Regions from separate parts of the Homo sapiens genome. Here regions 1, 2, 3, 4, 5 and 6 are each linked to region 7. The links are chromatin loops, found by intact Hi-C in ENCODE. Cell type or tissue: heart left ventricle. All regions are shown on one strand. Links, peaks and the distances in the headings refer to the core of each region. The heading gives the core; the rest is flanking DNA. Region 1 has its middle 34 kb from the start of MEIS2. Region 2 has its middle 24 kb from the start of MEIS2. Region 3 overlaps CDIN1 (CDAN1 interacting nuclease 1). Region 4 overlaps CDIN1 (CDAN1 interacting nuclease 1). Region 5 holds the start of CDIN1 (CDAN1 interacting nuclease 1). Region 6 overlaps CDIN1 (CDAN1 interacting nuclease 1). Region 7 overlaps LOC105370770 (a long non-coding RNA gene).

Region 1 (4,332 bases), core at 171-4,170, 630 kb before region 7:
GGTTGCTTTCAAAACACAACCAGGGAAGTCACACCCAAGGCATATCACATCTTGTGTGCTACAAAATACCCAGGTCTTTCTACAAACCTTTTAAACTCTGACATGACAAATAATTTATAATTTTTCTACCCTGAATATTTTTCAAAGTTTAGATACTAATCAACTCACATGGCATAAATATACAAGACTTTCAGACCATATAAACCCACATTGCATTAATATTCCAGATTCAAGTAGACACTGGATTTCCAAACATGGTTTTTGTTTCTTATAGGCATGTAAGAAAACATAGTTTACAATATGGAAAATTTTCAAGGTACACTGAAAATAGCAGAAATTTTTAAAATGTATGACTCATCCAGTGAATCACTGAATGTTCAAGGAAAATTTATCTTGGTGTTTTATAGTTATTAGCTTTTTTAAAAAAAAGTTAAAATATATTCTGATTATCAGGCTGACAACAAGCAATACTTTTCATATTATATTACGTTATTTGACTGAAAATGTGTTTCATCTTATTTCTTTTCCGGTATGTAATAAAGTACAACATTCACAAAGCTCACTAATGTCTGTTCTTGTATTGAAAAACTACTTCCCAAACATATTCCCCTCAAACATATCCCACAAAATACATTCACAAACACAGTAAAGGCAACTTCAATTACTTCTCAATGTTGGAGCATTTTATTTTTTAATTTTTAGCTTTCTTATCAAAATCTTAACAAAAGACTTGAGCAAATTCTATTTTCTCCATCAAACCTTCTTGAGCAGAGACTCCGCTTCTTTCTCTGAATTCCTGTGTGAATACAAACTTGGCATCCGTTGTAATCTTCCCTTTGTTATGCTTACTTTTCTATGTACCTAAATCCTAGCTCTACAATACAGTTCTAAGTTTCTTGAAGCCATAGGCCCTGTCTTATTCGTCTCCTGTGGCTCTCAGCAGAGACTTGGATAGAATAAACATTAAATAAATGTGCTAGAAATCATGACGATTTTGATCATAGTTTACAGGAATATCGTTCAGCAGACCAATGACATGATATAGCAATGTCAGCCATTATAAATGCACAGGAATATTTTCATATTTCTATCTTTTCCAATTCGACTTTTTGGCCATCTTTTTTAATAAAAGTTCTTAGTGTCTCATTGGCATTTTCATTCCAAAAACTCAAGTTGAATTTAAATTAAAATAAAACCCTAAAACGTCTAATTATGTTCTAGCATCAAACAAAGCTTTTTCTCCCTTACAGTTATATTTTAAATGTTTTCTTAGTGTCTAACCATAGTTAAGATTCCAGTTTACAAATATACATCTACTGTGGGTTTTTTTTTTTTTTTTTTTTACAAATTTAATAATATCCTAAAGCCTAATTTTGTGTATTGGATTCATTTAAAATGTGGTTGCTACTCAACAATTTTGGAGGAAAGTATATTACATCAGATGTAACATTTAAACTAAATCCAGAAGTTAAAACTCTCTATAAATAAGAGAAACAGAAAGACTCCCAAATAAGAAGCATGAAAGCCCAAGGAGGAAGTTAATGTGCAGCACAAAGTCTTTTGGCCTCATGAGCACTGCGCCCAATGGATTCAGCTGCAAGAAAATGAAGCATCTGGCACGCAGAGGGGAGTAGTGCAAGTGTGTGGGCTTACTGATGCCAGACTACAGAAGTGGCTCAAGAGTAAGAGGCCATTGATGAGAAGAAGGTTTGGATTAGCTGTGGCCTTGAAGTTACCCCTGGAAACTGAGTAGCACTCAGTTGTGAGAGGTGCATTAACCTCTTCAGACCACTAGGGTTCAAAGTGTTCCATAAGAGGTAATTTATTAAATGGGTCCTAATTGCTTAGTAATGTACCTTCCAAAAGTCACTTCTCTGTGCTATGATTAGGCCTGGGACTTGCCAAGTGCTGTCATTCTCTTTGTAACTCCATAATGGAACTCTAGGATGTGGGAAGCTGATCCATTGGACAGCTGTATATCTAATCCAGGTTCAGAATCCTACCAGTGAAGCCAGACAACCTTTCATTTAACCCTCCAGTGTGTAAACACTGAAATACAAAATTGATACACCTTGTTTTGAGTGCCTTTTACTAAGTACATATATGTTTTAATAGAATGTGGGTAACTGGTATTCTTCCTTTGAAAAATAGCACATTTTTAAGATTTGTGAAGTATCCCTTTCATTAAATTCTTTCTTAAAACTATAAAAATAAGCATGCTATTCTGTTTTCACTACCCACAACAAATTTTCTCTTGGCCTTTTTTGTTTCATACGGAGGCCAATCAACGTGATTTTCTGATTGGCTCCCAACACAAAACAGAGTGCATTCTATGGGTCATCCACTTGGTATCACTGATTCCCATCAGGACTACTTAGGCACTGGTTTTGTTAATTAACAAGGCCAGCAGAGGGAGTGAGAGAGCATTGCTACAAAAATGAAATCAAAATTTAAAATAATAATAATAACAGTCATATGTAGAAAATCTGACATTAAACTACGGAGGATTATATAGCGTAATCTAAATATGGAAGCAACCTTTATCATATAGGTAACAGACTAGAATCAAAGAAACAGGACTTCTAGTCATTATTATAGTTTTATGATGTTCATGAACCAGCCAAATGTAGCTGTGCCTCACTCATTAAAGTCTTGAAAATGGCCACCACAGTACCCTCCATTAAGATAGGAAAGGCTTTTGCCCTTCATGTAAGAGAAAGTGATTACGTAAAGAATGGGAATTATTGTCATAAGTATAAAGCTGTTATCATTTCTGTCTTTCAGGGCTTTAGGTCATTTCTTAGTTTTGACCACAAGTGAAAAACACCTGGTTAGTATTCCCCCATTCCCTAAGAACATCAGTTTGATTAGATCATGAAGTTAGACACATCTTATTAACATGAACAAATAATCATTAGGTTACAAGATAGCATAGGGGAATGTCTTTCTACCTGAAAGATATTATGTATTCTAATCTCATATTTGTTTTACAACTCCTATTTCCAGGCCATGTAAAGAAGTTACATATTTTCCAGAAAGGTTTTCAGACAAAGTGTTACAGTGGAGTCCTGTTCAAATCCACCACTCAATGGCTTACAGTTATTTAGAATTTCAGTTTCATTCTTAAGGGAATGTGCTGTAGTTGTGTTTTCCAGATATCTTCAATAGTGTTTCTTACGAGATAATTTGTGTGGGCCCCATAACCAGTTTCCCACAGGGCAGCTTTAAGAAAATGACCATCAAAACCAACCAGCCTTTACACCATACTGAACTAAGTAAAATCTTTCTTTGTTTTACAAGTTTCAGATAATCTTGAAGATAGTGCAACTTGTCTGGACGTTTGGCAGAAAAAATAGTTTGGAAAGTAAATATTCAGTTCTGCTTTCTCCAGTAGATGTCACTTTCTGTACATAGGATATCAAGATATATAAGATGCACAGTATCCCTTACAATGATGGCAAAAAAATAACTTTGGGTTCCAGCCATATGTAACAGTTTTTAAGCTATCAATGGTATTTTCTAGTGTTTGGAATCACAAGGAATAATAAGGCAAAATTAATGCTATTAATTAACCATCTTACACATTTCTGTGTAGCTTTGGCAATGGCCATTAAGTATAACATACAATACAATATTGCTAATGCCTTTTCAATAGTTAAAGAAAACTAAGTATTACTCTAAATTGAAGCAGAAAATGTATTTTCCAAAAAACAAACATGATTTCTGAGTAAATAAGTAGTTATTAATAATATACTACATACTTACCAAGAACCTAGTATATGAGTTTAGTTAACCTATTATTATTTCATGCGTTATTCTTCCTGGGTCCTCGCTATCATTTTGATATTCACATCATCTTCATGTGTCTGAAGAAAAAATAGGGTTCTCTGAAGTGTCTCACTATATGCAAGGGAACATAGAACAAGAAAGAGAGAGAAAAGACAGAAACAGAAAGAAAGAAAGAGAGAGAGAGAGAGAGAGAAAGAAAGAAAGAAAGAAAGAGAGAGAGAGAGAGAGAGAAAGAAAGAAAGAAAGAAAAGAAAGAAAGAAAGGAAGGAAGAAAGAAAAGAAAGAAAGAAAGAAGAAAGAGAAAGAAAGGAGAAAAGAGAGAGAAAGAAAGAAAAAAAGCATTATAAATCTTACATTGTATTGTTTATAGCATCCACATGTCCAAGAATAAAAATCAAATGATGGAAGAATATTAATAGTGAGAATTAGATTAATTCTTCTTAAAATACTTTTCAGAATGCTCTTTGCATTTCTAAACATAAGCCTCATTATGCTGTTCTATTTGTATTCCAATGTAGTTAAATTTTATATTTGAGTTGTTTT
Region 2 (4,332 bases), core at 72-4,071, 620 kb before region 7:
ATATATTAACACACACATACATAGAAAGACTTAATCAAAATCATCAAGTATATAGCTGTTGTAAATTATCCTCCTCGTCAAGAAAGTTTAGTAACTATGACTTAATGGAAATAAATTTAGTTAGAGAAAAAAAAACAATAGTGTTTGCCAGTATAGACCCCTACAACTGGTAATCATTAAATCAAATATTGTGGCTAATCAATTAATAAAAGAAGTTTGGATAACTTAAATAGTCTGATACTATATCATGACAAAGCATTTATTGAAAGGAATAATAGAAATACTTCCTAAGATCAAATGAGTTAATAACTTTTGACAGTCAAGAAATGTTTAGCTATAGGACAAATATAACAATATATGGCTTACAAATATAATGCTAAATGTGCCCTGAATCAATACTGAAAAATTATAATTGCAGACATCACATAAAGACCTTTAAAAAATATCAAGGCCGGCCAGGCGCGGTGGCTCACACCTGTAATCCCAGCACTTTGGGAGGCCTAGGCGGGCAGATCACGAGGTCAGGAGATCGAGACCATCCTGGCTAACACGGTGAAACACTGTCTCTACTAAAAATAAAAAAAATTAGCCGGGCATGGTGGCGGGTGCCTGTAGTCCCAGCTACTCGGGAGGCTGAGGCAGGAGAATGGCATGAACCCGGGAGGCGGAGCTTGCAGTGAGCCGAGATCACACCACTGCACTCCAGCCTGGGTGACACAGCGAGACTCCATCTCAAAAAAAAAAAAAAAAAAAAAATTCAAGGCCATAGCTTTTGGAAATCATGGATATTCTTGATTATTAACCATACAAAAGTCATCTTAGCTTCTTTCCTAGTGGAGTAGGAAATTGGCAACAGTACAGAGGCCTCTCTTTCTGGTTATGCCTCATCTGCATTTCACTTCCCAAATCTAAATGTCTGTTGTGAAACATGGTCTAGCCAGAAGATATAGATTAATTTTCTAAACAGACCACAATTCCCCAGCCTCTTCCAAAAATTAGTGCTACTGTATGCCATGATTTTCATGTGATGTCTCTAGCTTCAGTCATCAAAAAAAGCAGACAGAAAGCAATAAAGAGGCTTGCAGAGTAGTATCATGAAGAAATACATCATAACTTAAAGATAGTAACCCAAATATAAACTTATGAGAAAAAATCAGTTGGAAATGATTCTGCTTTAAGGTAAGTCCTAAACAAGTTTTTGATCTGTAAGTCCTATCATTTCAAACAACTCTTCTTACGCACACTGCATGCGTATGCAACGCGTGCATGCACACACACACACACACATACACACACACCAAAAAGCCACTGGTACAAAAAAGATCTGCATCAAATTAATAGTTACTTGCTGAACAAAAATAAAAATGTTTTTATTTAAATTACAAGGTTACCTATAAGGTATTAGGTTGGTGCAAAGTTGCAGTTTTTGCCTTTAAAAGTAATGGCTACACATCTCTAATCATTCCAAAGTATTTTTACAAATTGTTCTTATACTTTGAATTCATCTGCTCCCTGCCAAATAGGAAAACAACCACTAGACAGTATGCTCTACAATTGAAGTTATTTTACTGTGAAGAGATTTAAAGTTGACCAGCCTCTAAAGTCATGTGTGCTAGATGCTAATCTTTATTTTGGAAAGCAACTCTACAGAAGTCACTGCATGTTGAATTGTTTAGCAGAGCAAGCAAGCGCTCTTCAGGCATAGGCCTGACACTCTGTCTCTGAAAAGAAAACTCTGTCTTGGTGAGGGAATATGATGTCCAACCACTCTCTACCTGGCTGGGCTCCAAGTACATGACGAATTGCAAAAATACAATATACAAAAGGAATATTTATGTGTCTTCCTCCATCAGATACACAGTATTTTTTCTCCCATGTCACAAAACTTGTAACCGCAATTTACAAGTATATGCACAAACTGCTATTGATTTAACGATGCATTTCTTTGATGTCCCTTGCCTTAACCTCATTTATAAAGCTGTTTTGCATTATTTCAAACTGTCAATGATTTGTGACTCATGAATATTCAAATCTAATTTGCACTTACCTTTTTGGTATGCATGCTTACTTGCAATATGTCTCTACATTTGCCCTTTTGTTTTGTATTTATTTGTGGATTATTTTATTGAAATAATACTCTTTTAAAAGCATATTAAGTCTATTTTAAAACAACAGGAGTGGTTGATGATTGACTTTTCTTGGTCTCAGTGCACTCTGTATTTTGCCGCTTAGCAAGTTCAGTCATTCTGTAAACATGTCTCTAGTATTAAAAATAATCATCCTTTTGCTAATAGATGTCAGTTTCAGTGGGACGGATTTAGTTTGCTCAGCTATATGTCTCTAGGAAAGAGTCAACAAGTTTTAAATGAACTTGAGCCTTACACAAAAAAAGAAAAAAAGGAAAGGATTATTTCTGGTGGAAAAACAAAAAGTTCATGCAGAATTGAGCCCTTCATGTCAGTGTGGATCAACTTTTCCACTTACATTGTGGAATGCCAGAAATGAAACCTAATTCTCTCAAGCACTAAAAAACCCTTTTAGATGTCTTTCAGATGATGATAGCTAAAGGAGACACCCAGGACTTTGTGGATTGCAGGCATGTCACTAGTGATTGAAGCTCCAAAACAGCAGAGCAGGGAGCCATCTGCCTATAGAATGGATTTCTTGCAAAACCTGTTCAGAAACAAATGAAAAGTGTTGTTATAAAAAAAAAAATGGAGCAAAGCACACCACTTTTGTAATTGATTTCTGGACTCAACTGTGATTTCCAAGAAAATCCAAACAATTAACTGCCCTACCTTGCCAAAAAATTTTTTCAAATATTTATGTTTCATGCCAGCAGCTAAAATAGAAAAATACTTCATGGCATTTACAATACGATAGTTGCAGATTTCCTTACTTTTCTTCATGCTCAATTTTTAAACTTTGTTTTAAGCTGTAGAGAAATCACTGGTCACCTATTGCCTTCCATTGCATGATAAAGTTGTCCCAAAATTTACTAAATTATTCTACACAAAAAAATAAACACAGGTCCCAGTTCATCCCATCTAGCCAACAACATGTTTCTTTTTTACAAATTTCTCATAATAGCTCAATTGTAGATAATCCGTCAGGTGATATGATCTCCTTCCAAATGCTACTAAATTGCTATCTAACCTTTTTGTAGTTATTTTTTATTTAGAAAGCAAATATTTTTATTTTAAACAAAAACGTTTTGCTGTCATATTTTATTATTGATGTGTTTAAACAAACATACTCTGTCTAAAAGAGTTCATGTTTTCCCAAATTTATCATTTTCTTCATGACTGTTGATATCATTATTATTTCCTCAATTTTGAAAACCAAACATCACAGATTCACTGGGCCCCATAGTATGCTACCCAAAGCTATCTATCAGGTAAACCCCTTTACAGGATGCTATTTTTATGCACGTAACTAACCAATTTGTTACATGCTGATTTTTGACCCATGAATCAGAGGACTCCTCCCTGGGAGATAGAAAACTCTTAGGAACAAGGGTTTTAGCATTATGTTCCTTAATCCTACTACTAACTTGCTTTGTAAACCATAGTAAATTTCCTGAATCCCTAAGAACCTTAATTTCCTCATCTAGGAAACAGGGATGTCCCACTAATAATGATTGTGCCTACTTCATATTGTTATGAGAATTAAATGAGATTATTCAAATGCAATGCTCAGCATACTAGCTGGCAGTTAGACAATACTCAATATGGAGCTGCTATTTCCATAGCCCAATTTTTGCCAGAGTTGTACCTAGTTTCTCATCAATTATACTTTAAAGTAAGCAAACTTTGTCTTCTCAAAATCTATTCCGTATTTCCTCCACTGTATATCAGCATAACAGTTAAAGCATTTGTTCCCAACTCTAGGGCTAGGTCTAATCAATGATTGGCTCAGGATCCATGGTTAAGCCTTCCAAAAAGTCATTCAAATGAGGTATGAGGGAAAGTTTGCTGGGGTCTTCTCAATTTTTTTTTCACACATCTTCCCACAACAGCATCCAGAGAAAGAGAAACAGGCACTCTTCCTCTCAGTGTGGTTGTGGGAAGATAAGAGGCTCAGAGCTGCTGCAGCCATCTGGCTGCCAGCCTGAGGATAAAGCTGATACACATAAGATGGCAGAGCCAAGAAAATTGAAGGGAATGAGAGATGGAGCTTGCCCCACCTCTTGCCAATGGCATAACTTTATTCCCTTATTGCTTAAGCCACTTAGAATTGGGTTTTCTGTTACTTGCAGCCAAAAACATTCTAACTGATTCAGGGAGGCAGGCTAAAGAGCAGTCCAGTGCCGGAGTTTACAGGAGCATATAA
Region 3 (4,332 bases), core at 228-4,227, 140 kb before region 7:
TGCGTCACTGTGCTCCAGCCTGGGCGACAGAGTGAGACTCCGTCTCAAAAAAAAAAAAAAAAAATACTATCACAAATATGCTTAATTTTCACAATAGCTGAGTATTACTTTATAAAAGAAAAAAATTAAATTAAATTGCCATTAACATTTTCAAATTGCTTAAATATATTTTGATATAACAAATACAATTTGGCTTTATTCTAATCTGCTGGAAAACAAACAAAAACCTTTTAAAGCCAATTTACCTTAGCACAGACAGGAACATTTGACCTGCACATTTCCAACAAAAGGCTACTGAGGTCAATCCATCTGAAAGGTAACAACATGGCCTGTCCCTAAGTGCAAAGTGCAGGGCAGAAAGTCAGACAGCAGGTTGGTAAAGTCAGAAAGTGGTCAGACTGCTTTCTTCTGAGACTGCCCATTACGGTCTAACTTCATGTTTTTGTTTCAAATGCTGTAACTCCTCGAAATAATTGAGACTGTCATATTTAAATAAATTGAAAGAAATCTATTTATGTATTCTCATTATTACCCACTCAACTGTTCATCATTGGGTATACTTAAAGGTATTTATTTCTGGGCCAGGCACAGTGGCTCAGGCGTGTAATCCCAGCACTTTGGGAGGCTGAGGTGGGAGATTACTTGAGGCCAGAAGTTCAAGAACAGCCTGGGCAAAGTAGCAAGACCCTGTCTCTATAAACTTTTTTTTTTAATTAGCTGGCCATGGTGGTGTGCACCTGTAGTCCCAGCTACTCAGGAGACTGAGGCAGTAGGATTGCCTGAGGCCAGGAGGTTGAGGCTGCAGTGAGTTATGATCGTGCCACTGCACCTCAGACTGGGTGACAGAGAGAGACACTGTCTCAAAAAAAAAAAAAAAAAAGATATTTATTTATTTATGGCCTATACTACCCAGATAATCCAACAAAAGTATGTTCATACTTCAACAATTAGATATACTTTTTAATGAAACTTAGATTTGAAATAGCAGCACCTAGTGATCCTAAAAATCATGTATTAATAACTAAAACAACCTCCTTACAATGAGGCAAATGAGTATCAGAAGGCAGCCCCATTACCTGTCAGTGGATCTCCGAATTTCCAGGAAAAGAGCACATTTTCCTTTAAAATGCTCTATTTTCCTTTGTATACATTACAAGCCTTTAAAATCCAGACATAAAATCATACTTTTATATAACAGCCTAGGACTATAATGTTTACAAACAAGAATGTATTTTTTGGCATGTAAATAACCTTCAGTGCTTCTTTGAAGAGTCTGGATGCCAACACGGTTGCAGGCTTCACAGCACTTCATGGGCCATTTTTAATTTCATATGTATAATTTAGGCTATGACTTTAATTTGAATGTCAATTTCACCAAGAAGGTTATGACTTTTGAATAAATCATCAAACTTTACAAAGTCTTGTTTAGAGAGGATCTCTCCTAGACACAAAACTGTGTGTGTGTATGTGTCTGTGTCTGTGTGTGTGTAATGAGTGCATGTTATCTTTCTTTGACAGGTATTACTACTCAAAACAAAGCATATCTTTTACCACATATAGCAGTGAATAATTTTTTTTAAAAAATCTAACTTCTGTGACTTTCCTGTTCAATATCCCTTTCTTGATTCTAAATAAAATGATTACCGAAACATGACACCAATATTTTATCCACATATTTATTTCATTCATAAAATTTTTATGCATAAAAATCATTCATCTAAAATCAGTGGTGTCATTCTCACCACAGAAAGGTTCATCTGTCAATCTTAAGTATAATAATTTAAGAGCAGATTTCAAACAGTTTTCATTGCCAATGTGCCCCTGAAAGATTTAAGAAACCAACTAACAATTTCTAATGCAAACCATTACCATTTAGTGTTATAAATTATTCAGTCATATTACAATGACAATACAAATTTTAAAATAAAAAAACAGAGCTATTTTAAATATTGTTTCAGAACAAGAAGTTGAAATTTATTTATAATAAATTAGGCTGAAATTAAAATATCTCCTGGATACTATGCTGTTGATTTAATACCCAAGGTTGTCTTTTAAAAATACAAAATCCCCTTTAAAATGTGACCGTTATACACTACAATATATCTCCAAATGCCTTTACTTGATACATCTTTTTTCATTTCTAAAATGGATATCCTAATACCTATGATGCAAAATAAAATGACATCCAAATTCAATCTTCTTTTTTCAACTTGCTAATCTAAGAAATGAAAATTAGTTTGAGAACTTTCAAATATATGTAGATATATGTATATATGAGCATATGCATTTAGACAGGATATGCACTTATAATAAGTTTCAAGTAGCCAACTGAGATTTCATAATATTATAACTACATCTCACATAGTATGGGCACACACACACACACACACACACACACACACACACACAAGTCAAGACAGCCTTACCATACTCTTTAGATCTACAAAACAAAGCATTTGAAAACTCATTCAAAAACATACTAAAAGTTTTGAATAAAATACTTAAAACACAATGTCTTGGGATATGACATAGAAAATTAATAACCTAACTTATTCATAATTATTATTACAATTAATAGGTACTATGATACCCTCTAGTGGGGCAGGAAGGTCATACCTCTGGTAATAACTTTCAATTGCTTCCGAAGTATGATGTTTGGCATGTGTTCTTTTAATGTGTTTCTGAAAGAAAAAAAACAACAACACAAAAAAATCTTTGATATGTCACAGATGAGGTTCAAAACAAGAATGACATTATTTCTTGAGCCCAGTGACTAGCACATAGGGAACACTGAATAACAGCTTGGGAATTGTGGTGATGGCAGGACTTCTTTTCCTTCTACTCTATGATCCTATGCATTTTAATCTCTATTGCTTGGCTGGGATGTCTTCAGACTGTACCACAAGGTACGGTATATATGTAAAAGCCAACAGGGTCATAGTAATTGAATCTAAATAAGTTTGCTTAGGGCTACAGAGGGCAAAGAAAAACTTGTTCCCTCTTTCAACCTTTGTATTAATTTTCCCTCGATTCAATTCCATCTAAGTCCTCTGCACTCTAGTTTTACAATCCAATTGCCATTTTTAACCAGGAAGAACATTGCTTAAAAACAACTTATTTGAAAACTACAAAAAGTAATTCCATAGAGACTTGCCACTTGACTGACACCTGTCATCTCATGATAAATGACTCCATTTTCTGCCTCTCTTGCCTTCTGCCACTCCAGCAATGGTCATTTATCATCATCTCTGTCAGCAATGGAAAGCAGCACTGACAGTGCAAGTCAGCAAACATTTAGCACATGGAACCACGCAACACAGGGAAATTATTATTGTCAGAATAATAATGGTTTAGCATAATTTATTACAGGTCCACCAAATAAGCAAAGGCTAGATGTTATTAGACAGATGGATGGGTAGGCTTGGCAGGCCTCCACCGAGACGCAGGCGGTGCTTGATGTGGAAAGGAGAACATCCTCCAACCCAATCAGAGAGCTGGCAGTTCAATTACAAAGAAATAAAGGGACATTCATCATTCAATTAGGCACCTGTCAACCCTCACAAAGGAGAAAACTTCTAACCTGGTACTCCTGGGAGAAGATGCTCAGCAGAGTGGCCTGCGATTGACTGGAACAAATAAAAGAAGGACAAAGTTAATTACTGGAGTGCACGGCAAAGAAACAAAAGAGAAAGGAGCTTCAAAGGTAGGCCTGCTGCCCTGTAATCTAACAGAACATGAAAACAAGTGTGGAAAAGTTGTTCCAGATGAACACCTCAAACAAAGGCTTCCTGCCGCTGGGTCAAGGAGAGAGAAAAAAGGAAAGGGGAAAATATGGATAGGGCTCAAAGCAACTATCACATTATTTTGATTTTTTTAAACTTTAGAATCATTGTAAATCATATTTGTAGAATGCAATGGTGTTAAAAGGGACCACAAGAAAGCAAGGCTTATCTCCATTAATAAGTGACACAGTTCAGTCTCATAAACAGTAGAGAACATGCACTTCATTCATTGAGAATGTTCTGAAATTAATTTTGTTAGCAGACAGGTATTCTCCTCTACAGGTATCCCAGTTTCAGGGAGAAAACTTTGGTCTTTACTAGAAGTAGCACAGTGGTCACTGGAACATTCCCACCGATACTGGCGTGCTATGAAAATACAAGCTTTCACAGCAGGAAGCAGAGGTCCTTGGAGTGAATCATTCCTAAAGACTGCCCTAAGCCTTATTCGTCTAAGACAACACACAATGTCAAACACCTGGCAATGAAGCAACCTGAAAAATGTTCTTCCCAAGTGGGAATTTTCCTTTTGCAATTGTTAACATTTAGAAGT
Region 4 (4,332 bases), core at 112-4,111, 94 kb before region 7:
AACAATTATAAAAATAACTCTGTCATAGGCACATACATTTTATTTTATTTAGTGATGTAATAAGCTTAGGGGCATATATCAGGTCCAAAATGGTCTTGGTCATTAATTTAAGCAATAAATCATAGGTCTTGCCAACAATGACGGCAAACAGATGCTAACAAGGAAAGGTATTATTTAATATTGCCACGTGTTATAAAAATGTAAGTGTGTTTAAGACATGTCTTAAATTTTTATAATAATATGCATTTAATACATTACTGTTTTGACACATGCAGGAATCAGATTTATAGGTCCCATTCTGTAGCTTCTTCTTCTGTGAACATGAGAGCATATTCTGGGTTTTTTTTGTTGTTGTTGTTTTTTGTTTTTTGTTTTTTTTAAAGAGGGGTTTATAGTGCATGTTTGCAACTACATCTAATTGGTTGTCTTGCTGTTTTGTAGTAAATAATGTCAGCATTGAAACTCATTTAAAAGAATGAATCTACACACTTTGCCTGAATTTGAAAATAGAACATTTAAAAATTATAATTTTTAAAGAAACATTACAGCATAAGAAATACATAAGAGCACTTTATATCAAGTTGGCAACTAATTTTTTTTACATTCATTTTGAACTGTTCTGCATACCAGGCAAAAATTACTACCTTAATTAATAAGTTTACAAGTAAAGTTCAATATTCAAAAATTTGGAAGTAACTAAGAAAAACTCCACTTTATATCTTCATGCAAAAATCCTAAGAATCAACAGTAGTATACCAAAACACAAAGTAATTTAAAATGGAGTCTTTCTATCCATAAATTTGGCAAATTATGCCAAACCATAATATTCCCCCTCTAATATTTCCTTTCAGAGCAGTAGGTTTATATTCCTTTGCCAGCAGGTCGAATCCTCCTAGGGAGAGGGCTTGTGAGAAAAGGGAATTAGGGGCTAAAAATTTAATCCAAAACTTCTTTAAAAAAAAAAAATGAGCTTTTTTTTTTCACATCAACAAGATACTGACTCTACTAAATATATTTTTTGTTAGCAATTATTTTGTTTGAGTTTCCTTTTCAATCAACTCTCCTAGCTGCCAGCATGGTCTTCCCTCTTTTTTGTGTAGGCAAGGAGTTCATTCTTTAGAATACTTGAGGAAGCAGTGCTCGGAGTATGGAAACTAAATTTTCTTCATTAAATCTACTGAAGCAGATATTAAAAATGCATTTAATATACTGGCAATGGTCGGTGGGCACCGCTGACTGTGACAGGCCAGTTACTGATGATATGCCGTCAGATGGCCTTCTCAGCAGGCGCCTGGGTCTCAGGCTGCTGAAGGACAGCAATATCTTCCCTTGTGTGTAAGCTCTATTCATCTCCCAAGTATTTACTAAATCACAGGCCTCTGCACACATAGCCCACGTTTTCAGCGTATGCTAACAAATGATGGATGGCCTCGTCAATTCGTTATGTCCTGAAAGCATGGTTTCCTGCCATTCCAATCATCAAACCTCAGTGCTTCAGAGCTGATCAGTCCCAGGGAATATATTTTGCAGGCTCGATTAAAAGAGTAGAAGTTCTTTCCATTAGACTCTCTGGCACTCTCCTCAACTATTTGTTGTTTCAACCAATTATTAGGGCAGACTATTCAATAGGTGTTCAGGTACTATAACATGAGCAGGTTTTTTCCTGATGTTCACTAAGGTGTAATTTCTTTTATGACAAATCAGTGGAGGTATTTGAAAATAAAATATTTGATAGAGAAATTCATGTTTTAAAACAATTTTCCTTCTAGGTACAGTGGGCAAAACCTTAAAAATACATTATATCATCATATTATTTTATATTATATTATATTATATTATATTATATTATATTATATTATATTATAATGTAAGTGTATTAGCCAATGCACTTCAAAGGAACTTCCAAGGCAATAGCCATTCTGTAAATCATCTAAGCCTTTCAAGACAATAATTCCCACACATTCTCTTAATTATAATCTAGATAAAGGCACAAACTGCTTAAAAATTCTCCTGACAGTTCCAAAGTTAGATGACAAAAGTTCAACTTGTCAAAGAAAAAAATCTTCTTAAAAGAACATTTATTTTCAGTTCCAAGGTTACATATGTCAGTTGTCTTTTCCATAAGCCATAAGAACATTTTTTTCTCTATAGCTTATCTATGGAACAGAAAATAAATAAAAGCACAGTCATACCTTTTACTCAGAAACAGTAAACTTCATAAAAACAGATGAACTTACCACAACTAAACAGAAAGCTGAGCTTTGAGGAAATGGGGTGGTATTAAAGAGCCAAACAACTTGCTATAAATAAGCTTCTTGAAATGCTAAAAAAAAAAAATTTTAAGTGCCGGACTCCCATTTAGCCAATAGCCACATAGGCACCAATACACCTCCAGTCAGTGTAAGCTCCACCACACTGTCCTGCCATTCACCTCAACCTTAACCTCAAGATTAAGCTCATTTTTATTGCGCACAAAGGTCATCTGTATTAGGTCAAAATTCAAAGTCCCTTGTCAGAAAAGGTTGATATATTCCAACCTTTCCTTCTCCATGCATCAAATTTTTCATGGTAAAGTCATATTCAGCAGACAGTATATTCAGCAATTTATTGTGCCATTGTAATACAGTGCAGAATACAATCGTCCAAAAAGCTATCACATGAATAAAATATTTTTCATGACTATGAACCAAATCTAGACTCCTTACACACCTCTAACAGAGGAAATACAACTAACCAAGTCTTGTTTCCATGCTTCAGAAGAGTTATATGGCAAATAATTGTCCCTAAAATATAATCTATAGCATAATTATGCTTTTGCTTCCATAGTCTTTGGGAATAGGCAACTTTTTTTCAAAGTGTCACTCAAATTTTTGAATGGTATTTTTTTTAATGCAAAAACATCTCACCTGTTTTAATACTTTTATTCAAATCTGGCCTAAGCAGTTTAACTGAAGTAGGTCTAAACCTGAAACCCTCTCTTTGATCTAGAACCTAGAGGAAGATAGGCTCTATGATACAATGAAAACTAAAGGAGAAAAATTACTGTCTTGCCCAATTCATTACTATTACAATTATGTGATTAGCAGAACTGCAAAAATAAGATAAATTAAAAGAAAACTTTGAAGGCACCATTCTAGAATACATCGTAATTAGTAAAACCAAAGTCTTAAGGAATAATCAATCCATTCTTTTTAAGAGTTTATGCAACTTCTTTGTGTTTACCACAAGGTCTTTTCACAATCAGTATGTTAGTATGATGAATGGTTTCAGATCATTTTAAAAACTCTCATTCAGCCAGGCGCGGTGGCTCAAGCCTGTAATCCCAGCACTTTGGGAGGCCGAGGCAGGCAGATCACAAGGTCAGGAGATCGAGACCATCCTGGCTAACACAGTGAAACCCTGTCTCTACCAAAAATACAAAAAAATTAGCCGGTCGTGGTGGCGGGCGCCTGTAGTCACAGCTACTCAGGAGGCTGAGGCAGGAGAATGCTGTGAACCCAGGAGGTGGAGTCTGCAGTGAGCCGAGATCACGCCACTGCACTCCAGCCTCAGTGAGAGCGAGACTCCATTTCAAAAAATAACAATAATAATAACAACAAAATAAAAACTTTCATTCTTCAAATTTGATTAATACCTATATTGAACACTAAATCAATGTTCACACTGACGTGATGATCTAGGGTATCCTATAAAATCTCCTTGCCCTGGAAGACTTACACCTGAACTTACATATTTACTGGAGTCAAGCTACTACCTGATAGAGAAACCCTGACTCTAAACCTGGTACTCACTCAAGTATCTTTCATAAATGCATAACCCCCTTCTTACTAAGTTGAGACAAAACAGTAAAACAGCTTCCAGATATGAGTGGTTGCATTTGAGAAAAGTAGACAAGAAAATACTTGGAAAGGGGTGGTTTTAGGCAAAATATTTTCAGTTCTAATATGCTGAGTCTAACTATCATAACCATAAATACCACTGCAACAAGCAACCATGATTAAGTAATGGTTCCAATAATATAACCGCAGTAGCAACCAGTGTAGTATCAGGAACCGTGCTAATCATTTTATATGTATTATCTTATTTCAAGTTCATAACAATTCCATTTTATAAATAAGGACTCTAAGGCACCAAAAACTGAAGAAACTTACCAATTAGGTATCTTCCCTCTGTTTTTATACTGGAATAACTACCAAATGAAAATGTAACATCTGAGCTTGAGTTTTTCTAGAAATAATTTCTGACATGATAAACCCTCGGGTGTACCACTAGAGCATTTCTAAATTCCAACAGAAAGGAAAGAATCACTGTAATGTCCCTAAACTTAGCTAA
Region 5 (4,332 bases), core at 223-4,222, 79 kb before region 7:
TCTAAAGGCACATGCCACCACACCCAGCTAATTTTTTGGATTTTTATTAGAGACGGGGTTTTGCTACGTTGCCCAGTCTGATCTGGAACTCCTGGCCTCAAGTGATCCTCCCATCTCGGCCTCCCAAAGCGCTGGGATTACAGGCGTGAGCCACCACACCCAGCCCTAAATAGCTCTTTAATCCCTTCTTTTGCGGATTAGTAGTTCAGCTCTCTCTAAATAAAGTTTCCTGTGGAAGGAGAGTTGTTATTTATTCCCTGTATGGCATTTGGGAGAAGTGAAAAAGATTTGAGTATATCATGAATAAGAAAGAAAAGAGCATAAGAGAATACACCAGACAGAAGGGAGGCTTTTGTAAGTGTTGATTAAAGTAACAGACACTTACTTATTATAGAGAAGACAAGGTATTTGCTAGAGAAAAGAACGAAAAAGAGAAAAAGAGGGAGAGGAAGAGAAAAAAAAGCAAAATTACAAGTGATTGCATACATAGTGAGAGGAGAATATCAAAATGTATGCTCTTTCTTAAAACTGCCCAGAAAAATCTACCTATTCCCTTGGCTGACCAGTCTTCACCCATTTCACTGTTCATGTGCAGAACTGGCAAGAGTTAATGACAGAAAATTAAATTATGTGTCAATTTTGTTCCTTCTTAGCAAGTCTGATAAAATACTAAAGGCTATAAAGGGATAAATATTGCCCTAAATCAAATCTGGATAATATTGAAAAGAGACTCCTTCATTTTACAGACTAGGAAAACCAAGTCCTTCAAAAAGCAAAGTCATAACAGAACTTAAACTTATGCTTCAATTTGTACTTTGATACCTATTATCCAATTACCTTTCTTTTCTCAAGAAATTACTTCTGTCGTGTTTGTTCAGGGACTGAATACGTCAAGGATGGGGAAGCTCTCCATTAGGAATAACCATGCTCAGTGCCACAAAACAAAATGGTACAGGTTTGGATTTGGTTTTTCATTAGGAAAAAAGTAAACAAACATTCTCTGCTTTTAACACAACATAAATACAGTGACCTGGTTGTCCTCAACTGGTTCCTCATGTAATGTTGGGGTCTCAGTTTCCACTTCATTAAAATGAGAAATCTACATAATTCCCAAAGTCCTTTCTTAGAAAGTTGGATAATTCTAAAATCGCTGAAAAAAGAAGTGTTTGGGGGAGGAAGTATGAAATACACCCGGAATGTGTGTATGCATAACATATATGGAGAAACTTTAGATCTGGTTGTTCAAATGGCCAATGACCCAAGAGTGGAATCCCTGGGTACCCTGCTCTCTGATTGGATTGAGAACCCTTGAGGTCACTTAATTCCACAGTTAACAGTACAAGCCACAGTCAAACAGTATGAAGCCGCTTTACCTCTATGCTCCCTTGTTTGTTTCCAACGGCCAATTGAAAAGGGTCCTCCATTTGCTCCTTTCGAATCTACAATTCATATTCCCACCCATCATTCATTCCTACTATCTGTCAATTAACCTCTGGTCATTTATGAAGCACCTACTATGTTCACCCATCACCTAGCACGTACCACGTTTTCCATAAATATCTGTTGACTTGAATTTAATTGCAAGGCCTTGGAAGGCTGCCATGAACTCACCGTTAAGAGTTTTGTGTGGAAGGCGAGTGAAAGAATAAACCTTTTTTCGCCAACCTCGACCTCCTAACGCCTGACACTGGTGTTCCTCCCCACTCATGTGTGACACGTGGTTCCTAAGCGCTGCCTGGGCGGCCCAGGCACTGCTGCTGCAGGCAAAGGGCTGTGAGAGGGGAGAGATGGACACTTACCTGGGAAACCTCTGCTTCAGCTTCCTCAGGCTCTGCCTGGTAGGCGGCACAGACACTAGGCACTGGGCTATCTCGTCGTACTGAGCTTTGGTCAGTATCATGTTGGGCCAGGGACCAGGAGGTGGCGGGAACAAGGAAAAAACACCCTGGGGCTCAAGTAGCCTTGGTGCCGAGGGATGAGGGGTAGGCAAAGCGGCACAGGCCCGGGTCCTCGCCTGCTTGGCTTGCCCCAATCCCCCCTGAAACACACCCCTAGCTGCAAAAGCGGGGCGGAGACTCGCCCGGTCCCAGGCTCCACCGGCACCTCCGCGGCGGGGACTGGCTGTACACCAGAGTGCCCTAGCTTGGCTTACTGAGCAGCCGCAGTGGTGCGCCGAAGGCAACTAGCCGCCATGTCAGTTAAGGGCAAACCAACCAGGAAGTAGCGGCCGCCCTTGGAAAGGCGCCGCGCCAGAGTTTCAGTAGGCAGGTAGGAATCCAGGGCATCGCCCACCTAGGATCAAAGGGTCAACAAGGGATGCTTTGTACTCTCCCAATTACTAGAAGCCAGGGCGGCCTGACGCACAGACCAGGCGGCAGGTCTCACGAGTGCCCCGCGATCCTTCAGCGTGAGCCCCCGAAAGCCCCTGCCAGAGCGCGCGATTTGAATACACTTCCTAACGCGCCAGTTTGAGCGCTCCTCGGAGCGTGGACTGGCCTGCCGAGAAACCATGTCTTCACTCTACCAAGTCTGTCATGGTCCGAGCAGGAAAACTCACTAGGGTCGCTGTAAACATAATTTGGCTTGTGTTGAGGAAGCCCTACAACTTCTGTACATCGCGTGGAAGGCAGTTTTGTCCTTGTTGAGAAACAGACTTGAAACAAATCCGACGTCATCAAACAGCCGGCAGTAAAGAATGTCACTTTTGGCCGGGCGCGGTGGCTGACGCCTGTAATCCCAGCACTTTCGGAGGCCGAGGCGGGCGGATCACGAGGTCAGGAGATCGAGACCATCCTGGCTAACACGGTGAAACCCCGTCTCTACTAAAAATACAAAAAATTAGCCGGGCGTGGTGGCGGGCGCCTGTAGTCCCAGCTACTCAGGAGGCTGAGGCAGGAGAATGGCGTGAACCCGAGAGGCAGAGCTTGCAGTGAGCCAAGATCGCGCCACTGCACTCCAGCCTGGGCGACAGCGAGACTCCGTCTCAAAAAAAAAAAAAAAAGTCACTTTCACTCCTTGCAGTTAGCTGCTCAAGGTCTAAAATCGCATCTTATTGTAACCCCAGTTCTCAGAAAATAGTAGGCGCTCAATAAATGTTTGGAGTAATGAGCCAATCTTTTTTTATTTTCTATATGTATTGTGAATGGATCTCAGTTCTCCTAAAGCAATTTGTTGGGATATCAGTCCCTCATTTAATCTCTTTTCTAAAATCTGTTTGGTTCTTAGAAGGTCATGTGTTGTGTTTCTCTTCTGATTTCAACAATTTAAGCAAACTAAAGCAAAGGTGCTTAGACTTTAGAGAACCTGTAAGTGGTTTAAAATTTTTCATCTGGAATAATGCCTGGGTTGGAAGTTTTAGATATACCTCCTTGAATAAATTCCTTAATCCATCGAAGCCTCATTTCTTTTGTCTGTAAAACTGATTTAATTCATGGAGGTGTTTTATTTGTGTATGTTTGATGTAGAGATGGAGTCTTACTCTGTCGCCCAGGCTGGAGTGCAGTGGCTCCATCGTGGCTCACTGCACCCTCGAACTCCTGGGCTCCAGCGATCTTCCCACCTCAGCCTCCCGAGTAGTTGGGACTACAGGCACATGCCACTACACCTGGCTAATTTTAAAATTTTTCTCTAGAGATGAAGTCTCGCTTTATTGACCAGGCTAGTCTCAAACTCCTGACCGGAAGTGATGCTCCAGCCTCTACCTCCCAAAGTACTGGGATTACAGGCATTAGCCACTTCGCCCGGGCATGGGCTGTTTTTAAGATTAACAGGCTGGTACAAATAAAAGATTATATAGCGTGGTGTCTAGAGGATAGTCTATGTGAAATATTAGGTTGGTGCAAGAGCAACTGCGGTTTTGGCCATAAATAAATAGGCTAAGTAAGACTACTTGATAAAAATGGACAGGGCGTTTACTAGGTATTGTTTTACAGGCTCCCCATGCACAGACTCGCTTAATCCTCATAACTTCCTGCCAGGCAGGTACTATTGCTGTTATCCTCCTCTTCCCTTTTGTACAGAGTGAAAAAACTAAGACATGAAAAGGTTAAGGAACTTCTAGAGGTCATGAGGATAAGTAGCAGTAGTAAGATTTAAACTCCTGAAATTTGGTTCCAGAGTCAGTGCTCTTGCCAACTTTCAGTAATGCTTAATTACTACATCAAATAGTCACACTGTCTTAAGCCAAAGGTTAAGGATTTTTTTTTAAAGGGAATATTGTACATTTCAAAGAATCTTTTAGCCTTGGTTTTTAAAAACTTCACTACTTTTAATTTTCTGAGGCATCTCAAAATCCAATACCAACAGTGGATCCTGAATTTAACAACCATAGTT
Region 6 (4,332 bases), core at 218-4,217, 100 kb before region 7:
TACTGTTAATGACAGAGACCTCATGCTGCTACTGAATTTAGCATTTGCATGTGTCAAGTGCACATAGTGGTGTGTAACTCCCCTCTTCAGGGTGGAACCAAGCATTGAAGCAGAAGGCAAGCTGCCCAATTTTAAGATCACACCCGAACTGGTCCTTTCAGCCCCACATATTCCAAAGGTTTTAACATCTGTAGCAGAAAATCTGTCTTCCAATAACATTTTGTTGAAACAGCTTTAAAACCAGATATATAATTACTGATCATGAAATAGTGTTTACCTACACTTAGTTACTAAAAGTCCTATCTCTATGATTTAAATATTACCAAAAAAAAAGTTTAACCAATTTGCAGCAAACCAAGGCATCTATTAATATCTCACAAATGCAGTTTTTAAAATAATGTTTAATGTTGCCTCCCTACCACAGAAACTGTGCTAAATAAATGGACAATAACTCTTTTTTCAGGGTTCTCTGTTTTACTCAGCCTTTTGTAGTGATTCCTCCAACTCTACAGTAAGTATAAGTCCCTTCCAAAGACAAGGAAGAATTTTACCTCTTTATTCTGATAAAAAGCATGAGTTTCAATGATATAATAGGAGAGTAGGAGCTTATATGATACAGAAAGAAACACAGGAAGAAAATAAAAATAAATAGCAAATAAGTTTCATCCTATTTCAAACCCTATCCCAAATAGAGGCCTAAAGAAGTATCTCCAACCCCCTCCATCACTACCACCAGAAAAAGGAGAAAGTTTTATGAAAATGCTTTGTAAGCTATAGGATAAAATTCAAAAATTACTATAGTCTCCCTTTCTAAGCAAATAAGAAATGCTTTAAAATGTAACTGAAAATCCTAAATTGAGCTACCACTCTGGTTTTCAAGGATTAACTGCCTAGTTAGATTATCTAACCCTTTACTTTTCTTCTTCCTCTAAGAAGCCTGCCTTATAAACAACCACCAGAGAGACGGGTAACGGAAACAGGTTAGTTAAAGGGAATGTGTCTTTAGCTTCTGAGTAGTCAGTCTACATTTGGGGAGCACAGAGAAAAGGTGGGCATAAAATAAGGGCTAATAGTTAAGGAAGGAGAGTCTGCACTTACTAAGTACAAGGATAAAGTAACAAAATAAACTTTTTCAGCTAAAAGAAGGAGCTAATTTACTCACATTATCTTTGGCCAAAGTAATAATCCCAGAGGAGTGTGATTTGTATATTTAGCACCAATGATGCTGCCATGGCTCAAAAACACAACTTACCTTTTTTTTTTTTTGAGACGGAGTCTCTGTCACCCAGGCTGGAGTGCAGAGGCATGATCTCGGCTCACTGCAAGCTCTGCCTCCCGCATTCACGCCGTTCTCCTGCCTAAGCCTCCCAAGTAGCTGGGACTACAGGTGCCTGCCACCACGCCTGGCTCATTTTTTGTATATATATTTTTTTTTAGTAGAGACGGGGTTTCACCGTGTTAGCTAGGATGGCTCGAGCCTCGATCTCCTGACCTCGTGATCTGCCCGCCTCGGCCTCCCAAAGTGCTGGGATTACAGGCGTGAGCCACTGCGCCCAGCCCAACTTATCTTTAAGAATCACTTTAGAACCACTTTACCAGTTACACAAGAAAACCAACTTCACAGTCACATCTCACATCTCACCAAAATACAGGGTGGCCACCACGTCTAGAAACACAGATAAATACAATAAAGGATTTATTGTTATTGAATTATAACACATGGCAAAATAATTATGTCTCTAGAATTTATGGTCACCTAGTAACATCAGCCCCCTTATTTTTCAAACTTAATAATGCCTTTTGTCTCCATTCTCAAAAGTACCAAAGACACTGTGTCACACACTCCAAAAATACTTGCCAAAAGAGAAGTCCCAAAAGTGTTTTTGCTATCATTACAATGTGTCCGCAGTAGGAAATAGTATTCATTATAGCACTTTTAAAACTGTGAGCCATTAATTTATAGTTGCAATACATGTGAGGGAAAATAAAAGTTTGGTTATTGGAGGACATTAGAAGAGTTAAGTAGAAGACAAGATGCAGGCGCTGATAGCCTGGCAGGCACAGGGCACACCACCAACCAAAACCATCAGCCCCTTCCACTGGAGTGGCTGGAAGCGTTCACGCTGAGCACATACGCTTAAGAATTCACAGTAAGTGAAATTCAAACTCTTTCCCTCTTACTGTTACATAATAATTTTTCAACACCCTAACAAGATTTTTCATGTCTTCCTAATCCCAATTAGGAATAATAGTAGCTTTATCACTATGAATACAAAAAAAAATTGAGAGCTGCTATCGATAAAACCCTGAGTGTTTTGGTGTATGGTGCAAGTTAATGATTCAGTGATGCTATGATCGTGTCAGGTTCATGACGAATTTTCAGAGAGCAGCCCAGAAAAGTCAATCAGCACTGCTGTCTATTTTTATGATGCTGGAGGCAGTACAATGGTAGAGCTCACTAGCACTGTGTGCCAGGCAGGACACGAGGATTTTACTCATACGGTTAGGAATTCCAGTCCCAGAGAAGGCCAAAAGCAAAGGTCTAATGTAGACAGTTAAGATAAAGCAGCTTAGCTTGAAGAGGAAGCTAAAAATGTTCTGCTTTGGAAACTGCCATATTTGTGACCTCATGGCAGACTGAGAAAACCAAAGAGCTCCAGAAATCACACAAGTAGTTAGTTCACTGGGGTTTTACAATGCCCTGTGGCTGCTCAGTTGTGAATCCCCTGAAAAAACAAGTTCATGAGGTTTAATAATAGGTGACAGATCACCTCAGTAGGTCGTTTTGCAAAAATATCCATGCCAAAGACCACAGAGGTACCTGTTGGACATGGTCAAGGGTGGTAAGTATTACACTAGTCTCCATCTGAATCATGTAAGCTACAAGCCTAAGACTACGAAAAGAAAATGGGGTATAGAAAAAGGACAAATCTCCAATCACAAATCTACCTTGATTCCAGCCACTAAAATTTCACATAAAGGTCCCTTTTCAGTCCAAGTTACCCCGTGCTGAAGGGTAGGACAGTTACACATCGTACCTAGTCTCAACCCCTAATGAAATCCCAGTTGGTAAAGTCATTCACATTCTAAAAGGGAACCAACTCCTCACACTGCAGAATGTTAGCACTGCACAATAATCCACAGTTAAGTAAACTCTGAAAGGAACCTTTTACTTTTTTTTTTTTGATACCCCTACTTGGGACATCAAAACACTGTAGCATTACTTCCTAAAAATAATAGAAATTATGTTGAATCACATGAAACAAATTTACTCTCACTCACGAATAAAAGTCAATCACTAACTTAGAATTAACCATTGAAATAGGAAAAATGACATAAAAATGGATTGAAAAGTCTATCTACAAATGTTAAGGTTAGCATTCATCTAGGATCCATTTCTTTTGTCCAGTTTTACATCAAAGTTTCATAAACTACTGAAAACTATACTTTGATGGAAAACATGCCTCCAATACTAGTTCTCCTGGTATAAATGGTCCCAGAATTTATGTCTTTGACATGTGGCCACGGATTTTCACACTGCCACCAAAGTATTCAGTTAATATACAAATTTCTACTAAACCAAGCCATAAACAAATCTTTAACTGAAAAGCTCTGTCTACTCGTTTATAATCTGTTACCTGGAAAAAAAGCAGAAGGTCTCTCTAGCCACCTAATCACCATATCAATGACACATGCCACAAGAGAGAAGCACTAGTTTATTTGATTGATCATGGTAGATAAACTCCAAATAACAGAGAAATTAACAAATGCTTGACATTTGCTCAACATCCATTATTCTGACACTGCTTTCAGAATTTCAAAGCCTGGGAGTATGCTTAATCAACATTCATATTCCCTCGTGAACTACAGGCACCATATTGCACCCCGCCTTCATACTGATGAAAACTGCATATTGGCCATTTCCAAAATGTTCTGGGACTCCACACAGGGCCCCTTTTCTCCCTTGTTCCTGCTCTGCAGTTTTCTTTTAAACACTTCCAAGACAAAAGCATCTGCCAGTTTTTCTCTCTAGGGATGTATGCAAAATGAACTTAACAGTTTTAAGGCAGGAGTAACCCTCACATCTAAATTCATTCATAGGACAGAAAAGGGCCTAAGAGGCCTCTCCAGGGACAAAACCCTGCTGAAATTCTCCCCACACACAACAGTGGGAGCTTTATAAAATCTAAGTCCAGACAATTTCCAATTCAAATGCCCAACATAGCATGACCTTTGTCAGATCTCTGAGCCCAAGATGCACCCATGATTTTTTATTCTAACCAGCACAGACATTAGACAGGGCACTATTGCTAAGCAGGAGGTTCAATATTT
Region 7 (4,332 bases), core at 87-4,086:
ACTCAAGTGTTGGAAAATAGTACCAATAAAACAAGGGTAAAGAAACTGGCCTTGTTTAGTCTGGAGAAGAAAAGACTTGGAAGGAATTAATCGCAGTCTTCAAGTTCATGAAGGAACACAGTCCTTTGCAGGTAGAGGTGAACAGCTGGTCTCTGTTTCCTCTGAGAATAGTACCAGACAGCAGGGTCTTAAATGTGGTAGATGGGGATTTCAGCAAGATATTAGGAAGATCTTCTCCACCGTGCAGGGAGAGGATCTTCAGGATTTAACATGTGTTGAATTATTATTTTTGTAGTCTGCTAGTCCAAATTGCAGAACAAAAAGAGAGAATGCAATCTATAACACAGGAACCCATCCAGGAAAAGAAACAAAAAATAAATAATTGTGGATCTAGGGATAAAGTCCATCTGAGATGAAAGAAGTGCTAAATTCCAGAAGTGCATAAGAGTCAGGATACTTGATCAGAAAGGAAAACATATTACAGAAAAAAGAAAGGGATTAAATAAAGACAAAATAATGAAAATGGAAAGGATGCCATGAATTTAGAATACATTTATAATTTTAATCAAAATTATATTTTGGTGGTAAGAAAAGAATTCTAAATATTTTTATGTACAATACATAACAGCCACCAGAAATTTTAAAAAATACTGTGCAATTGAAATCCTTAAATATGAAAAATAGGGCCAAAAAATAAAAATAGGGCAAATAAACAGCTTTGCCATATTTTATTCCCAGTTTTATATGAAATAAAAAACAATGGGAAAATGAACTAAATTTCTCAAATATTTTTCTCAAATTTCTCAAATTTTTTTCGACCTTTTGATTTTTATGACGGGAAAACTGCGATTATCTGGTAAGTAAATAATACATGTGTACCACATAAAACAAGAATAAACAATGTATAGCATTCAAGAAGCAATATTGTAACAGAGAAATAACTCAGAAAAGTATTACAAAACTCATTAACATCCTTATCATCAGAGATATTAAGTGACTGCTCAGTGATATAGGTTTTATGCAGCTCAAACAAAGGAATATGACCCATGAATTCAAGAAACTTAGAAGGTTATCATTTGATAACAATGTTGCAGTCTAGGTAAATCACCTGGGATTGTAAAATCTATTGCACTTAGATGATGTTTAGGTGTATAAATACAAAAGCATAAGTGACCATTTCAGCAAACTGAATTGTTAAAGGATGTGCATTAGCTTTTAAAATAATTACAGAGGTTAAAATTGTTACTCGCCTTGAACTATGATTGCAATTCCAAAATCAAAATTGTGCTTTATGATCACAAATGTATTATATTATGGGTCTATATAAGCAACTTTCTGCATAGATGACTCGGTCAGTTTTATCAATTTTCTAGTTACTTTTGTTTTTTCAGACAGTCACTCTACCTCTTTGAAAATGGAATGGATCCTGCTTATGTCCAGCTTTGATGAACAGTCTCAACATTTCACAGTTGCATTTTGTCATCGATAGGTTCAGTCTAATATGTTTTGCAATGCGCTGTTTTTTTTTCCTGATGTTTGAAACTTTTCTTCACTCTAAAAAGCAGAAAATAGAATAGCCCATATTTGAATTTATTTTGCCAAGATGATAGTTATGTATATTTTATAACATTCTGGTACACAGAGCTTAGCAATCTAAAAATAGAACCTTGAAAATATTTTTCTACTGCTTTTTAAAAATACACTTACGAATACTTGTAAAATGATTTTAGTTTGGAAATACATCTTAGTCTCTCTCTCTGTCTGTCTCTCGACAAAGAAAAGCCTTTTGTTCTGGTCTCTCTGGCACTACCTCATTCTGTGACTTTCTGCTGTCCCCTAGTGGCATGTTAATCTTCTTGACTACTGTGTGATTGCCCTGGAACCAATTCTCTACTCTTCTGTGCTTTCTTGTGACTCCGATTAGCAGACATTTAAAATACTATTAAACAACCCATGAGCTGCCTTTTAGAAGCAGTAACCCTGTTCTTTAGCCTAGTTTTGCATTTATGAATTCTTACCAGAGTAAACATGTCCAGGGGAGGCATGCTATGTAGATACATTTGATTATTTCGCCACAATCAACATTTCAGGTTTTCAGAATCCTAACACAAAACTGATGAAAGCAAAATGTTATCAGTTTTGACTGTTCTATACATAACATACGGTAGCTAAAAGGTAATTTGTGACAGGTCAGACTATTTATGTCAATAGGTTTACAAACAAAAATTGCACTATTCCTTTTCCTTTGCTTTTCAAAATTCTGGTTGGTTACTCTCATTGTAATATTTGCTTTTTCCATGGTGACATATTTCTATAAAATATTTAAAAAGATAGAATGACATTATAATATCTGAAGCATTAGATTAACTCATATATGTAAAAACAGACTTGCATCAACATTTACCTGAATGAATAAAAAATGTTCTCAAAATTTCCTGTATGTTATCCTTCTTTCTACATGAATCAGAATTTTTTTTAAATTTAAAGATATTTTGGTTATTTTATCTCCCTTCTGTGTTTTATGTGCTTGAGCTACAATGTTCAGCTCTAATATGGTGTTGGGAAATTTTTCAGTACAGCATTTTAGTTTTCTGAATTAGTAATTTCAAAATGTATATAATAAAAATGGAATGTAAGAACTTGTCAAAAACAATATTTCAGTTTTTAAAAAAATTAACTTTCACTGAAAAAGGATTACTAAAAACCTGGCTTACACAATTCTTTTTAAAGATGGCTAAAAGCAAACTAAGGAGAATTTACAAGAAAAAAGGTCTGGTGAAATCCAGCCCATTAACTGAACATTACAGAAATCTGAGATGTATACTGAACTAATGATTTCTTGGCACTGTCTTGTTTGGCCCTCGTCATGGTTTTGACAATTATCATATGAATAGCAACACTTTTTTCTTTCTGAACTCAGGGGGAAGGGAGTTTGGGAGGGGTTGGGGTGGGAAGGAGGCCCAAAGCCCTGGAAACTCCTATTTCTTAATAATTCAAGGGTACAGTTCGGCCGTGTGGAAGAAAAAAGAACTAAGCTGTAAGGTTCTGTTCAGTGACAATGTTCTTGTTTCTTCAAAGAGAATTTGATGTAGTTTTTGAACTGCCTCTCATCTAAAAGGTCAGATTGCTGCCCAATTTAGTCATTTTGTCTGTTTATACATGCCTCCATTGGGATAAGATATCAAAAAACAAAGCTCTAGATTGCAATCAATCTTGGCTTGAGTGCAAAGTCATCCAGCCAATCCAAGAGATCCTACTGACTACCATGGGGAAAGGGTAAAGGAAAGGTTTAAACCTCCTAAACTTTTTCTCAAGAGAAACCTCTTCTAAACTACTTTTCTAAACCTCCTTAACAAATGATGGAGCTCACACCCCCTCTTTCAATTTTGCCCTGACATCCAATTTCTCAAATTCAAATGACATCGTTTTCTAAAAATATATTCTCCCTCAACCATTTTAATTTACAATAGCTATTTTTCACACAGAAATGTCTGATTTTTTTAGTTGTCTATTCAGATTGTAAGTGTTCCAAAAATGTTCTCCTGGAGTTATTTTTAAAAACTTATGGTACGTTAGATAATAAATATTGTTGTTCTGTTACTGGAAACATTGAACGCAACATATTTGACAGGTTAATAGGAATGAGAATTCTATTTGAAATTTTAATTAATTTTAGTTTAGATAAATGTGCCTTTCAAAATCTTAATTCTAATGAGTAAATGGGAAAATTTATTTAATATTATAGATTATATTCAGTTAATTATCTTGTAGATTATTTGGAAAATAAAAACAGGAAAGAGTTTCTTTATTTTAAAAAAATTAAATCTAGAGACAGTCTTAATAAATCTCCTCTAAAGTAATATAGCATTATCAGTGGCCTATTCTCTACAGAATTAGGTTTTCCAAAACAAATAATAAAGCTGAACAGTCCTACTTTTTACAACTCTGGAGACTATCTAAACAAAATGAACAGATTTATAGGGCTATTTTTAGTGTGTGTCACTTGTATTACAGTTTACATTTGCTTTCGAACCTTATTTGACATTCTTGGGAGAAAAATACAGGCAGAACCCTCATTAAGATCCTTAATAAAGGATAGTCTCCAAAGGGCAGTTACCAAAAAACCAAAGTTGAGGCATGTATAAGAACGTTCCTTTGGACTTCATGTCATGCTGCTTCATTTTCATTTGTCTAAATAGTACAGCCCTGAACCAAAATGCAGATTTATAGGTTCTGTTTATAAAAATCATCAGGCATTGGTATAGCCTACATTATAATAATAACTGAAGTGAAAGCACATTTTTAATGGTAGGAATTTTCCCACAGCAACAG

The links. Hi-C counts contacts between places; a loop is a spot of excess contacts. Peaks named below come from ENCODE experiments on the same cell type or tissue, not always from the same donor. Only the 100,000 strongest peaks of a DNase experiment are listed, where the experiment ranks them.
Region 1: a loop joins it to region 7, with 4 times the contacts of the local background. A loop is called at or near these places in 49 of 110 quality-filtered maps.
Region 2: it touches region 7 in a loop (4-fold over the local background); 51 of 110 quality-filtered maps call a loop at or near these places.
Region 3: it touches region 7 in a loop (2.4-fold over the local background); 7 of 110 quality-filtered maps call a loop at or near these places.
Region 4: a loop joins it to region 7, with 2.2 times the contacts of the local background. A loop is called at or near these places in 6 of 110 quality-filtered maps.
Region 5: a loop joins it to region 7, with 2.8 times the contacts of the local background. A loop is called at or near these places in 6 of 110 quality-filtered maps.
Region 6: it touches region 7 in a loop (5-fold over the local background); 5 of 110 quality-filtered maps call a loop at or near these places.

Annotation. Positions count from the first base shown.
Region 1 is chr15:37,132,879-37,137,210 of GRCh38, reverse strand. No RefSeq gene overlaps it. Among named protein-coding and RNA genes, the nearest start is that of MEIS2, 34 kb to the right of the region's middle. In heart left ventricle, for the core only: CTCF peaks have their summits at 2,420 (motif pointing right) and 3,390 (motif pointing right); no DNase peak of the experiment used is centred there.
Region 2 is chr15:37,122,763-37,127,094 of GRCh38, reverse strand. No RefSeq gene overlaps it. Among named protein-coding and RNA genes, the nearest start is that of MEIS2, 24 kb to the right of the region's middle. In heart left ventricle, for the core only: no CTCF peak of the experiment used is centred there; no DNase peak of the experiment used is centred there.
Region 3 is chr15:36,643,572-36,647,903 of GRCh38, reverse strand. CDIN1 (CDAN1 interacting nuclease 1) reads right to left here. Exons shown (of 11, transcript NM_001321759.2): 2 at 3,581-3,626; 3 at 2,617-2,681. Among named protein-coding and RNA genes, the nearest start is that of CDIN1, 66 kb to the right of the region's middle. RefSeq lists a silencer at 4,042-4,332. In heart left ventricle, for the core only: a CTCF peak has its summit at 2,596 (motif pointing left); no DNase peak of the experiment used is centred there.
Region 4 is chr15:36,592,824-36,597,155 of GRCh38, reverse strand. All of the region lies in intron 1 of CDIN1 (CDAN1 interacting nuclease 1), which reads right to left. Among named protein-coding and RNA genes, the nearest start is that of CDIN1, 15 kb to the right of the region's middle. In heart left ventricle, for the core only: no CTCF peak of the experiment used is centred there; no DNase peak of the experiment used is centred there; H3K4me3 peaks cover 2,166 bases; H3K27ac peaks cover 3,681 bases.
Region 5 is chr15:36,577,429-36,581,760 of GRCh38, reverse strand. It overlaps CDIN1 (CDAN1 interacting nuclease 1), which reads right to left and starts at 2,135. Exons shown (of 11, transcript NM_001321759.2): 1 at 1,800-2,135. The coding sequence starts at 1,900. RefSeq lists an enhancer at 1,897-2,016. In heart left ventricle, for the core only: CTCF peaks have their summits at 1,899 (motif pointing right) and 2,100; DNase peaks (open chromatin) are centred at 1,750 and 2,150; H3K4me3 peaks cover 2,459 bases; H3K27ac peaks cover 2,272 bases.
Region 6 is chr15:36,599,918-36,604,249 of GRCh38, reverse strand. All of the region lies in intron 1 of CDIN1 (CDAN1 interacting nuclease 1), which reads right to left. Among named protein-coding and RNA genes, the nearest start is that of CDIN1, 22 kb to the right of the region's middle. In heart left ventricle, for the core only: no CTCF peak of the experiment used is centred there; no DNase peak of the experiment used is centred there; H3K27ac peaks cover 4,000 bases.
Region 7 is chr15:36,498,776-36,503,107 of GRCh38, reverse strand. It overlaps LOC105370770 (a long non-coding RNA gene), which reads right to left. Exons shown (of 4, transcript XR_932113.1): 3 at 1,405-1,554. Among named protein-coding and RNA genes, the nearest start is that of CDIN1, 79 kb to the left of the region's middle. In heart left ventricle, for the core only: a CTCF peak has its summit at 1,836 (motif pointing left); no DNase peak of the experiment used is centred there; H3K27ac peaks cover 188 bases.